Linked DNA regions of Homo sapiens: regions 1 and 2 are each linked to region 3. A link is a loop called in an ENCODE intact Hi-C map of the cell type or tissue named here. Cell type or tissue: GM12878. All regions are shown on one strand. Each heading gives the region's core, and the rest is flanking DNA. Links, peaks and the distances in the headings are about the cores only.

Region 1 (2,500 bases), core at 1-2,500, 430 kb after region 3:
GCTCACCGCAACCTCCACCCTCCAGGTTCAAAGATTCTCCTGCCTCAGCCTCCCAAGTATCTGGGATTACAGGCGCACGCCACCATGTCCAGCTAATTTTTTGTATTTTTAGTAGAGGTGGGGTTTCATCACGTTGGCCAGGCTGGTCTCGAACTCCTGACCTCAGGTGATCAGCCCACCTTGGTCTCCCAAAGTGCTGGGATTACAGGCGTGAGCCACTGTGCCCAGCCATGTGTGAATTTTTCTGTGCTAAAATATAATTGATGTAGGTGCCCCGAAAATGAGGTTTTAGGACTTCTTTATGAAAGCAGAATCCTAAACCTTCACACTGTATTCTCTATCATGACACCATAATCTAAACTCCTGGGGGCACAGTCCATGTCCTACTTATTCATTCCTGTTCATCCTTACACCTTTGGCACCCAGCACAAGACCTGGTAAAGTATCAATAAAAATGGCTAATAAAAAATAATAGAAGAAAAACCTGGCCCTGGTCATCTTATTGCCTGAGAAGAGGCAAGGAGAAGGTGCTTGGACATTAAAATACATAAATAAATTCATATAGAAAGACTCCTGTGCCATTAGGGGTCTCATGTCATATGTATTTTAAAACTGTTTTTGTTTAATCATATTATGTCCTTCTGAAGTAGATGGTTTAGCTTGGGGTAAACACTACAGCTCCTTTGTATAAGGGCTGAATTTGAAGGGTTTATGCTTTGCAGACATGTGACTTTGCCTCTATTACCTTGTTTTGTGTTCATGGGAAATTTTCAATGGTGAAAATGTGAACTTTGGATTTCTACTCTCATCGGGGCAGAAATAAATTCATACTTTGGAGTTGAACTTGCATTATGGGCACATTTAACTGGTGAATTCTGTTTGTTACTACAATCACCACTTCCATCACTATCACCACTATTGCCACTCCCACCATTCTCACGCCCTAAACCCCAGAAAACGAAAGTGAGTACAAGAAATACATTTTCAACAGTGTAGATAATCCCACTCACTGGTCTATCAAAATTGCACATCCCCTAGACTAGAGTATAAACTGGAGGGAATATGGGGACTCCTCAGCCCACCTCAATTCTCTGCCTCCTACAGTATGAACATCTCACTGTATTAGATATAATTATAATATTTATATATAGTATTTAAATATACTATTTAAATGTAGTCATTTTTAATTAAACATGCTTTTCAGTTTTGCCTTTTAGATAAACGCAGTATCAAGTTCTAAATTCCAAGGTTAAGCTTCTGCTGCCTTCTGGTGGCTGCTGTAGTTATCACATTCTATTTAACTCATCTCACAATGAATGAGAGTTTATAACCTCAAGGTCATATGATATTACGGTTGGAAGGAACCTGATAAACTTCTTGATTTAACAGGGGAAGAAACTCACACTTAGAAAAGAGAAATAAATTGACTGAAATTAACAGAGTATAGATGAGTGCTGGAGTCCAGAGTAGAAATATATTCAGTTATCTCATGTTGTCATTCATTCATTCATTCATTCATTCATTTATTCATTCCAAGGCACTGTGTTGGGGCAAGGAAATATGAATAAGAATAAGCCCTGAGGGGGCGCGGTGTCTCACACCTGTAATCCCAGCACTTTGGGAAGCCAAGGCGGGTGGATCACGAGGTCAGGAGTTCGAGACCAGCCTGGCCAACATGGTGAAACCCCGTCTCCACTAAAAACATAAAAATTAGCCGGCCGCGGTGGCAGGTGCCTGTAATCAGTTCCAGCTACTTGGAAGGCTGAGGCAGGAGAATCTCTTGAACCTGGGAGGCGGAAGTTGCAGTGAGCCGAGATTGGGCCACTGCACTCCAGGCCGGGCAACACTGCGAGGCTCCGTCTCAGGAAAAAAAAAAAAAAAAAAAGCTAAGGAAAGTTGAGATTCCGGTTAAATCTTGAGGATGAGTAGATGTTTCCCACCTCTATGGAGAAGTGATAAATTCTATTCCGAGGGAGTAGCATAAATAAGGACACAGCGGCATAAATTTGCATGACGCTTTAAGGAAGTAGGGAGGAAGCTGAGAGCATGGGGAAGGGATAGGTGAGTAAAAGATAAGTAGGGAGATTACGGGCACTTTGTGCTGTATTAAGTAACTTGGACTGTATTCTGTAGGTAAAGCAGAGTTGCCAATTGACATGTTAGCAACAGTGCAGTGACATGATTGGACTTGTGCTTTCTTTCTGATAGCAGGATGGGTTGGATGGAAGTGGGCAGGACTAATGCAGGAAGTCAGTTTGACGTCATTTTTGTGATACAGGAAGCAGATGCTGAGGACTTGGATGAGGACGGGCACCAAATCTGCATTGTCCATTGCTATTTCCCAGGTGCTCAGAACATTGTCTGGCATTAAATAAATATCTTTGTTAAATAAATGAAAGAACAGGGATGGTGTAATCTCTTGGTGAAATGTTTTGTTACTTAGTAGCTGTGTACACACAGATGCAAGTTCCAGTCATGCATATCGTATTTCTATACTATT
Region 2 (2,500 bases), core at 1-2,500, 380 kb after region 3:
TATACTTTAATGAAGATGGGTATTTAAAATATAATTATGACAATTTAAAAAATCTTATGAATACAGAAGGAAAGCCAGTAAACAAAAACGATAAAAATAAACAAACAAAAAATAAATGAAATAAGAATAAAATCTTCTCAAGTTCTAGATAGTCTATTCATTTCTTTTCTTTTCCAGGTAGAAGCTCCCTGGAACAACTGCTGGAATAAGGTTCCAGAGTGGAAGGTAGTTATTTCACTGAGAACACACATCTGATTCATGCAAGAAAGTCCATGTTCCAGACAGGGCAGCCAAGCCTAAGTACATTTCTGCTTCATTGAGGTCTCAGGAAAATGTAAGCTTTCAGGACACTTGAGGTCGCTGCCTCAGTGCAGCTGTATTTTAATTTGTGTGAGTCCTTATACCTCATTTAGGTTTAAAAATAGGTGCTCTCCTTGTCTGTGGTATTCAGCTGCAAGTATTCCAGAGTGCCTTTTTTATAGCTGGCTACCCGTCTGGGTTTTTGGCTTCTTATCCCTGCTGCCTGTCTTTTCTGTAAAGAGTTGGCAATCATGTCTGAAAATTCTGCTTGCAAACGCTGTTGATTCTCCCTGGAAACAGAGTGGGAAGAGAAAATAGAACTTCTCAGCAATTCATACAGAATATTCCTTAGCTCCAGAATAATCAGTTCAGTTAGTCAGTTACTCTTTGAATGCCTATTCTGTGCTAGACACAGGAAATCCAAAGAATACAAAATGATCCCTGCCTTTGATGAGCTTAAAAAACTGTTATCTCTGCTAGGAAATTAGGCTTCAATTTCAAAGTGAAACAATATGCTGCTGGAATTTGGAGGCATGGTTGGGAGGATCTAGGTTTACATATGCCACTGCAGGAAGGGGAAAAGAAGCTGGGAGGATGCTAGGCCCCTGCCACACAACCCTGAAAACTCATTGGTCCCACACATACTTAACAGTGTGAGTCTTGTTTGGGGAAGGCTTAGAATGGTGGAGGGGACCACGAGTTTAGAATGGACCTGGAACACTCCAAGTAAGGAGCCAGGTTTCTCATGCCCCAGGGAAGATTTGGGTTGTTTTGGCTTTTCTAGAAGGTTGCCATCTCTCTGGGTCTGACATCTAGGCCTCTGCAAGACAGAGTTTCTCAACCATAGCAAAAGCCAAGGAAATGGCCATATGGCTGCAGTAACATGTATTGACAGGCAACTGGGTGACAGCTTGAGTCACCTTTAGGAGAAGTGAAACCTGTCAGTTAACCCTGAAACTTTGTCTTCCTCATCTCAGGGAGAACACAGACTTCATGTTAAGACCCAGAACCGCAGTCTTGGGGTTGGGGCAGGTCCTGTTTTCATCAGGCAACTCAACAGAAAGATGAAGACAGGAGTGGAATGCAGAGAGCCTCTTTGCCCCCAGTATGCTCCACTCTTGTCAGAACAAGACATGCATGAAGTGAACTCTAAAGTGTCTTCTGTTCTCCCGAGCAAGCCTGGAACACAACGCTAGCTTTGCCATGCTTTATTGCAGGGCAATATAGTCAGTTTTTCAGCAAGAACAAGATGATGACTGGTACAGTCTAAGAAAGTGGACAGAATAGGTAGAAGCTCATACCCAGACTCAGGAAACTTTTAACTCATTCTTGTCTAATATATAGTATATTTTCTGCATAAACTATAAGTTAAGTATACTTTAATGCAGATAAGGCATTTAAAACATAATTTTGACAGTTAAAAATATCATGAATACAGAGCCAGTAAATAAAATGAAATAAATGAAATAACAAAATCTCCTCAAGTTCTAAATAGTCTGTTCATTCTTCCTCTTTTCCAGGTGGAAGCTCCCTCTTGGGATAAAGGATCCACAGTGGAAAAAAAAAAAGGTAGTTTTATACTGAGCCCCCACATCTGATTCAGGGAAGCAAGTCTGTGTTCCAGACAGGGAAGCCAAGGCTAAATACTTTTCTGTTTCATTGAGGTCTCAGGAAAATGCAGGGTTTCAGGATAATCCCCTTCTTGCAGTCTAGGAAGGGAGGTTTCTAAACCTTCTCATGTATAGTCCCTTACTTCTTATGCAATATATGCCACTTGTAAGGCATTTGCCAATTTAAATTGGCTGTAACTAACAAAGCCAAGATCTCTAATTTCCTCCCTGTCCCTGCCACACCCAGAAGCTTACACAGTAGGAGGGGTTGGCAGGTTGAATTTCTGGTCCTTCATCCCAGTCAGCCAGTAGGTAGTCTCATTTCCTCTTCCCTGGTAAGACAAAAGAGTTACGTACCACGGAGTCCAAGGAGTCAGTTCAGTTGTAGACCACTGTTTCCATAATGATCTGTTTCTGTGACATGTTTCACTTCCGCATTTCTCATCAGTGCCAATATTTAAGCACATCACACATTCCTGTTATGATTTGCATTATCTCTAGACAGATTTTTATTTCCAAGTGCCTTTTTAAAAATAAGTTTCTCATTCAGCAGACATCCTTTTCTCAAAGTAGAGTTTTCTTTTTTTTCC
Region 3 (8,617 bases), core at 2,836-5,335:
CTGTCTAATCATACTCCTATTCACCATTCTCAACTACTCGCAAATGCCCTGCCCTTGTTTACACTGCCAGTTTACACTTTTCCTCCAAACCATCATAACTGATATCTCCTGGTTTTACCTCAAACCACCACCCTTAACTCTCTCTTGGAGTGGATAGAAGATCTTCAGTGGCAAGGTACACTCCAATTCTATCCTGATGAAGTCCTTTTTTTACTTTTCTACTCACTCTTATCCTTGCCCCCATTCTCCAGTCACTCTCTACCTCTCCCTAGTTACCTCCAGCATACTATCAATCTCACCCACTCTCTCCTCACTGCCTCCAATCCTTCTCTAGCAAAGAATTGTTGGCTATGCATTTCCCTTTCTTCCTGCTCTTATACAGCCATCCCCGCTCTACAGGCCAACTGGGCTACCTCTCCTGTCTCCCTGCACCTCCAACCTTCCTTTAATAGCCCTCATCTTTACCCATCTGAGGAACTTCTTTACTTTCTAGACAGATTAGGTGAGAACTCCCCAGACATTTCGCACCAACGAGCTGCCACACTTCTCAACATCTACTTATGGCACCTTTCTCCTTATGTCAATTCCACCCTTGCCCCCATATTTGGACCCCTAACCACACAAACAACTATCCCTATTGCCATTCCTTTATGCATCTCCTGACAACAGCCTACTGGAATCCCTTTAGACAACCTTCCACCGTCCAAATGTTCCTTTACTCTTTATCTCCAGAACCCAGCCACACACATTACCAAACAGATGGGAGCATTCCAACTTCACATTACTGATAAGCCTCTATCATTACTGACAAACTAAAAAACATTGGCAGTCACTATTGTTTAGGAAGACACCTACCCTGCATCTCACTCCAGCCTTGGCTACCCTCCCCCTGCTCATCTGACTCTCCTCCTAGCCCCTCCTCTTGCTTGCTTATACCCAGCCCCATGAATAACAGTGAAAGGTTACTCGTAGACACTATGTGCTTTCTCATACACCATGAGAACCGAACCTCTGCCTCCATGCAGTTGCACCATCAATTCCCATTACAACCTCTAATGGCTGCTGCCCTTGCTGGGATTCTGGGCACAGGTCTCCTCTTTCAGTACACCCTCTCACCTTTTCACTTTACATTTCCAGTTCTGCCTGACACAAGGTCTCTTCTTTTTATGTGGCTCTTCCACCTACATGTGCCTACCTGCCAACTGGACAGGCACATGTACTCTAGTCTTCCTTACCCCCAAAATCCAGTTTGCAGATGGGAACGATCAACTGCCTGTCCCCCTCATGACACCAACACAACAAAAAAGAGTCATCCCACTAATCCCTTTACTTGTGGGTCTAGGACTTTCTGCCTCCACTATTGCACTTGAAACTGGAATAGCAGGCATCTCAACCGCTGCCGCAACATTCTGCAGCCTCTCTAATGACTTCTCTGCTAGCATTACAGATATATCACAAACTTTATCTGTCCTCCAAGCCCAGGTTGACTCTTTAGCTGCAGCTGTCCTCCAGAACCACCAAGGCCTCGATTTACTCACTGCTGAAAAAGGAGGACTCTGTATATTTCTTAATGAAGAGTGTTGTTTTTACTTAAATCAATCTGGCCTGGTATATGATAACATCAAAAAACTCAAAGACAGAGCTCAAAAACGTGCTAATCAGGCAACTAATTATCCTGGACCCACCTGGCCACTCTCTAAAAACTGGGTATCCTGCTTCTTCCAATTGTTAGTCCTCTAATACCTATCTTCCTCCTTCTCTTATTCGGGCCTCGTGTCTTCCGGTTAATCTCTCAATTCCTACGAAACCGCATCCAGGCTATCACTAATCACTCTATATGGCAAATGCTGCTTTTAACAACCTGACAATATCACCCCTTACCCCAAAATCTTACTTCAGTCTAATCTCTCCCACTTTAGGTTCCCGCACCACCCCTAATCCCGCTCGAAGCAGCCCTGAGAAACGTTGCCCATCACCCCTCCAGACCACCCCCAAAATTTTCGCCTCAAGTTTTCACTACTCTTTCTCGTTTTAGTTCTTCATTATTAACATAAAAAGACAGGAATGTAAGGTCCTCTGAGCTGGCCACACCATGATCAAGCCATCGTGACATTCCCCTGTCCTTGTGATAATGTACTTTGTGATATTCCCCATCCTTGTGAATGTACTTTATAACATTCCTCCCTGCCTTGTGACAATACACCCTCCCTGCCCTTGTAAATGTACTTTGTAACATCCCCACCCCCTCCTTGTGACAATACCTCCTCCCTGCCCTTGTGAATGTACTTTGTAACATCCTCCCCACCCTTAAGAATGTACTTTGTAACATCCATCCCCTGCCCACAAAAAAAAATTGCTCCTAACTCCACCGCCTATCCCAAACCTATAAGAACCAGTGATAATCCCACCACCCTTCACTGACTCCTTTCTCGGACTCAGCCCACTTGCACCCAAGTGAATAAACAGCCTTGTTGCTGACACTAAGCCTGCTCAGGTGGTCTCTTATATAGACACGCTTAACATAGATATCATGTGGAAAGCATGTAAATTATAAGAATGTACCGCTTTTGTCTCATTTTATTTCTCCATTTACTGGATGCATTTATGGAAGGCACGTAACAGGTCTTTGTGGGAAGACACGGAAAGAAATCACAAAAGCAATTAAGAGAGCTCAAATAATGGGGTTTATGCAAGTTACATACAAGGATACTGCATACCTCAAAGACCCCAAAGTTTGTAACATCAATTATCAGGAATAAAATTATATAAGGTTACCACCAATAAACTTATTTTACAGTTAAAACAAAAGTTTTTCTCTTTTTTATCTCTGAATTGTTTATTTAAAGACAATTTCAATAGAAATATTTGATTTGGGGGAACTTCTAACCACTAAACAAATAGCAATTATCCTAGTATTGGATCATCTTTGTCTCCTATCACTATCATTTTCTTTCCTATTGCTTTCATTTTTATCTCTTTTCTTAGACATGGTTTAAACATTAATCACGTTTTAACTTACTTAACACTTGTAACAAGCCTGAGTTAAGTGCTATCATTATTCTCATTGTTTTGGTCGGGACGAAATGAAATATATTCAAGCTAGGTAATTTAAGGAGCTATTTAATAAAAGGAGCATCTAAAAGGTATGGACAGAATGTAGGATAACCCCAGGGGACAGCAAAGTGCTCTGGGTTTCACAACATTTAGGTACTGTTATCATCTTTAGGCCTGAAAGATATAGAAAGGATGTAAATACTATTTCCCTAACATAGAGTGAACTATTTTGGTAAGGGCTCTTGTTGGGGATATGACCTTCATTGAAGGGACAGAGCCCTGGGACCTCATAAGAAGGGAGCTGGGGGGGATAAACTCTCCAGCTCTACGCTCTTCTTTCTCTTTAATTTCCTTTGAGTGCTTCCCATTGCCCAGACCCAATTTGAAGCTAAAAGTCAAGATAGCTTCTTGATGCATTCCATATAGGTCAGTCTCTGCCTCCTAGGACACAAAGCAGAGTAGAGAAGGGTGGATATTGGTCTAGAGAGGCAAAATAAAAGTAGCATAATCACTTTACACTACAGTACTACTACACCATTCTGTCTCCAGCGGTGGGAGGTTAGAAAGGTAGGTAGATAGTCAACTATTTTATGGAGCAAATAGTAAAAATGTATACAGGCCTTCTGCAAACTAACCAAAAAAATAAAAAGAAAAAGAACGGGGCAAAAAATAAAAGCTTTTGATAGGCATATATCATGTTATTTTTGGAAACCACTATTAAGAACTGTAAGCTTCCTTGATTGTTACAGTGCTTAAAAGCATCCAGGAGATGGCAGCATTGGTAAGGTATTTAAAAATCAAATGTTAAAAATATTTTTCACAATTATTATTGATAGATAATGAGCTTCCCAAATGGAATAACGTTTTAAAGTATAGTTGGTCCTAAATAACTAAAAATGCAGAAATACTAAATTATTGTCAAATAATAGCGTGGCTTTATGCAGGTGGTTATTCAAGAGTACACTCACATGACACATGACAGTTCAGTAGATATTCGGACTGAAAATACAACAGATTACAACGGGGCTGAAAAATTTCTATCGCCTAATGAGGCCTAGGATAATGAGTGTGTTTGTGTCTTAGTTTGTTATTTGTTTCTTTTTTCTTTTATTTTCTTTTGAGACCTGGGTCTCGCTCTGTCACCCAGGCTGCAGTGCAGCGGTGCTATCTTGGCTCACTGCAGCCTCCGTCTCTGGGGCTCAAGTGATCCTCCTGCCTCAGCCTCTGGGGTAAGATTCCAGGCATGCACCATCACCCTTGGCTAATTTCTATATTTTTTTGTAGGGATGGGGTTTCACCATGTTGCCTAGGCTGATCTCAAACTCCTAAGCTCAGGAGATCCTCCCACCTCGGCCTCCCAAAGTGCTGGGACTACAGGCGTGGGACTGTGTGGCCCGACCTGACAAAAACAAGTTTAATAACTAGAGGCAACTATTCACAAATCATATACAAAATATCATATGTGAGATGTGGTGGCTTATTAAAATCTAGATATCACAGACATCATATCAGTTATGAGGCAAAAAAAATTAATCTGCCTTTAAATGTTATTTCTAAACTGTTTTAATCATTTCCAACATTGAAACATAAATTGTTAAAGATACACCTAGATGTCAATATTCTGGCCCAGGTACTTAACTGGGTACAGGAGACAAAATACTAAAAAACAATCTGACCTTCTAAACCCTCAGCCTGAGATGGAAACAGACAACTCCATTGAATTACAATTCGATCTGACTCTAATAGCAAGGTGCCATCTAAATGGGAGGGCCAACTTGCCTAACTCCACCTTGACAGACGGGGAAGGCTTCACCAGGGAGGGAGCACGGAGCAGAGATTTTGAGAGATGAGCCTGCGTTTGCCAGGATAACCACAGGGAGAAGGCCACTGCCTGCAGAAAGAGGAGCAGGCGTAGGGGAGGGTAGACATGAAACAGCACACCCTATCCCAATGGTTAACCAGAGGCAATATCGCTCCCGGGGGAGATTTCGAAATGTCTGGTAACATTTTTGCTTGTCACCACTGGAGGAGTGCTACTGGCAGCTAGTGGGTAAAGGTCAGGGATGCAGCTAAACGTCCCACAGTGCACAGACAGCCAACCACGACAAATGAATTATCTGACCTCAAATACTGCCACTGTTGAAAAACTGCTGTAACCGCAAATGGCATCTCTTTGAATGGCAAGGTTACAGAAAGGAATAGCAAAAATGCAGCGATGATCCAGGAACGTTTTCTAAAAGGGGGCGGGGATAAAATTAGGGAAGGTTTATTGACACCCCCCAAAAAAAAGAGAAAAAAAGAGAGAAAAGTTTAGATTTTATTGTAAATGTGAGAGAGAGCCAGACACAATCAGCTTTGCTTACTAGAAAGATTGCTGTGGCTGTGGGAAGAGAATGGACTGAGATGGCGACGCTGACAAACAAAGAAAATTGGTATTTTAACAATTTCACTTCTCTTTTCTTTATCAAGGGGAATATCTTACAAATGAAAAAATAGAAGACTGGTAAGAGGAAATTGAAACTCTAGATTGATGTCTAGATTGTAAGAGGGCAAGTAGCTGCTCCAGTGATTTCAAGATTTGTGATGAAGATAAATTAAACTGCCATGTCTGCGCCTCACTTCCTGAATCCCTCCCTCCCGCTGGCCTGCACCGCTGCCCCTCCCTCCTGTCTGGCGTGGTTCCTTAAAGCCCTGCATTTGACTCCCTACCTTGGCTCCCATTCTTTATTTATCCCACCTGACTGGCAACCCAGATTTGACTTGTTCTTCCAGTTCTGACTTGGAAACTACCCATCAGCCCTTTGCGCAGATGCCGAGGGTTAGAAATGCCCCACTCCTTAGCCCCAGGCACAGTGAGACTAACCCCATAAGGGTGGCGGTGAAGGGGAGGGGAGAGTTTGACAAATCTCCTCCCAAGTGATAAGAGAATTTATGGATGAGATTAGCAAAACGCTGTTAGTCCAGACATCAGAGTAAGAGCCAAATCCTGTTTCCTACAGTGTCCCCACCCCACCTCTCACCTCTACTCCTACCATCCTGCCCCTCAGTCACCCAGCCCAGCCATGCTGGCCTCCTTCTGCCTCAAAGAGTTTGCATTGGCTGATTCTGTCTAGATGAAAAACAGAATTCACTAGAGAGCTTTCATAAAATGCCCGGATCTGACCCTTACATCCTTTTATTTTTCCTTCTGGGTTTGGCTTTCTCTTTCTTCTTTCCTTCCCTTGCACTCATATCAGCACCTCTACCCCACCCCCAACTCTTACCACACCCGTGTCAAGAACTGGATTTGTGTCTGCCATATTTTCTCCATGTTCACATAGACTATTTAAGTAAATAAGAAAACCCTGAACGAAAGAGAAACATGAGGATGATAGCCCAGCTTTACTCTTCTACCCCTCCCCATCTCCTTACGATCCCTACTAGCTGGACCCAATTGGAAGCCAGAGAGCAAGGAAGCTCATTGGTGCAGGTCATGTAGGTCAGCCTCTGCCTCCTGGGACACAAAACAGATAAGAGGACCTTGAAGCTAGAGAGGAAAAATAAAGAATAACCTTTTTCCGACCACACAACTTAAGAAACAAAGCACTGGGCATGGTGGCTCATGGCTGTAAACCCAGCATGTTGGGAGGACGAGGCAGGCGGATCACCTGAGGTTGGGAGTTCGAGACCAGCCTGGCCAACATGGTGAAACCCTGTCTCTACTAAAAATACAAAATTAGCTGGGTGTGGTGGCACATGCCTGTCATATCAGCTACTCAGGAGGCTGAGGCAGGAGAATCGCTTGAACCCGGGAGGCAGAGATTTCAGTGAGCCGAGATAGTGCCACTGCACTCCAGCCTGGGCAACAGAGTGAGACTCCATCTCAAAAAAAAAAAAAAAAAGTTATTTAAATCTTCTGACTAGGCCAGGTACGGTGGCTCACACTTGTAATCCTAGCACTTTGTAAGGCTGAGATGAGAGGACTGCTTGAGCCCAGGAAACCAAGACCAGCCTGGGCAACATAGCAAGACCCTATCTCTGTTTTTTTTTAATTAATATATTTTATAAATAAAAAAATAAAAAATAAAAATTAGCTGAGTGTGGTGCACACCTGTGGTCCTAGCAACTCAGGAGGCTGAGGTGGGAGGATCACCTGAACCTGAGAGGTCAAGGCTGCAGTAAGCCATGATCATGTCAATGCACTCCAGCCTGGGTAACAGAGTAGGACCCAGTCTCAAAAAAAAAAAAAAAAAAAAAACTTCTGGCCTGGTGTGGTGGCTCACACCTGTAATCTCAGCACTTTGGGAGGCTGAGGCAGGAGGGTCACAGGGTCAGGAGTTCAAGACCAGCCTGGCTAAGATGGTGAAACCCCATCTCTACTAAAAATACAAAAAAATTAGCCAGGCATGGTGGCAGGTGCCTATAATCCCAGCTACTCAGGAGGCTGAGGCAGAGAATTGCTTGAACCCAGGAGGCAGAGGTTACAGTGAGCTGAGATGGTGCCATTGCACTCCAGCCTAGGAAGCAGAGCAAGATTCCATCTCAAAAAAAAAAAAAAAAAAATTCTGTGAAAATACAAATATTGCAAACATTTTCTCTCAGTCTACAGATTACATTTTCATTTTGTATGTGGTATCTTTTCATGAAAATAAGTTTTTATTTTGTTTTATTTTTTAAGACAGGGTCTCACTGTCACACTGGCTGGAGTGCAATTGTATGATCATAGCTCACTGCAGCCTCTGTCTCCTGGTCTCAACCAATTCTCTTGCCTCTGCCTCCCAAGTAGCTGGGACTACAGGTATGCGCCACCACACCCAGCAAATTTTTCTGTTTTGTTTTTGTAGAGATGGGGTCTTGCTTAGTTGCCCAGGCTGGTATCAAACTTCAAGCAATCCTTCCACCTTGGCCTCCCAAAGTGCTAGGATTATAGGAGTGAGCCACTGCTCCAGTCAGAAGTTTTTAATTTTAATATAGTCAAATATATCAATTGTTTCATTGACTTTAGAGTTTTATTAGAAATGGCTGTTGAAATTTATCAACTATCTTTTCAAAATCTACTTAGATTATTTAAAACTTGATAATATAGGCCAGGCACAGTAGCTCACGCCTGTAATCCCAGCACTTTAGGAGGCCGAGGCGGGCAGATCACGAGGTCAGGAGATTGAGACTATCCTGGCTAACACGGTGAAACCCCATCTCTACTAAAAATACAAAAAATTAGCTGGGCATGACGGCAGGTGCCTGTAGTCCCAGCTGCTCCAGAGGCTGAGGCAGGAGAATGGTGTGAACTCAGGAGGCAGAGCTTGCAGTGAGCCAAGATCACACCACTGCACTCCAGCCTGGGCGAGAGTGTGACACTCCGTCTCAAAAAAAAAAACAAAACAAACAAAAAAAAACTTGCTAATATAACTAATTATACTGAGAGTTTTCCTGATATTGAACTATCCTTGAATTCCTACAATAAGTCCTAAATTGGGTAATCTTTTTTTTTTTTTTTTTTTTTTTTTAAGACAGGGTCTTGCTCTGTCGCCAGGCTGGAGTGCAGTGGCGTGATTTTGGCTCACTGCAACCTCTGCCTCCCGGG

What was found. Peaks named below come from ENCODE experiments on the same cell type or tissue, not always from the same donor. Only the 100,000 strongest peaks of a DNase experiment are listed, where the experiment ranks them.
Region 1: a loop joins it to region 3, with 15 times the contacts of the local background. A loop is called at or near these places in 62 of 110 quality-filtered maps.
Region 2: it touches region 3 in a loop (4-fold over the local background); 65 of 110 quality-filtered maps call a loop at or near these places.

What each region holds. Positions count from the first base shown.
Region 1 is chr12:14,663,353-14,665,852 of GRCh38, forward strand. The region is part of intron 10 of GUCY2C (guanylate cyclase 2C); the gene reads right to left. It overlaps GUCY2C-AS1 (GUCY2C antisense RNA 1), which reads left to right and starts at 2,284. Exons shown (of 6, transcript NR_186173.1): 1 at 2,284-2,345. In GM12878, for the core only: a CTCF peak has its summit at 1,274 (motif pointing left); a DNase peak (open chromatin) is centred at 1,276.
Region 2 is chr12:14,612,702-14,615,201 of GRCh38, forward strand. GUCY2C (guanylate cyclase 2C) reads right to left here. Exons shown (of 27, transcript NM_004963.4): 26 at 2,166-2,242; 27 at 1-590. The coding sequence ends at 416. PLBD1-AS1 (PLBD1 antisense RNA 1) reads left to right here. Exons shown (of 6, transcript NR_120465.1): 3 at 178-225; 4 at 1,821-1,869. Among named protein-coding and RNA genes, the nearest start is that of PLBD1, 46 kb to the left of the region's middle. RefSeq lists enhancers at 1,188-1,237, 1,248-1,347, 1,368-1,617 and a silencer at 2,150-2,199. In GM12878, for the core only: no CTCF peak of the experiment used is centred there; DNase peaks (open chromatin) are centred at 1,230 and 2,300; H3K4me3 peaks cover 303 bases; H3K27ac peaks cover 2,366 bases.
Region 3 is chr12:14,234,566-14,243,182 of GRCh38, forward strand. It overlaps the pseudogene MRPS18CP4. Among named protein-coding and RNA genes, the nearest start is that of ATF7IP, 130 kb to the right of the region's middle. RefSeq lists enhancers at 4,660-5,599, 4,754-4,833. In GM12878, for the core only: CTCF peaks have their summits at 3,811 (motif pointing right) and 5,079; a DNase peak (open chromatin) is centred at 5,126; H3K4me3 peaks cover 725 bases; H3K27ac peaks cover 1,198 bases.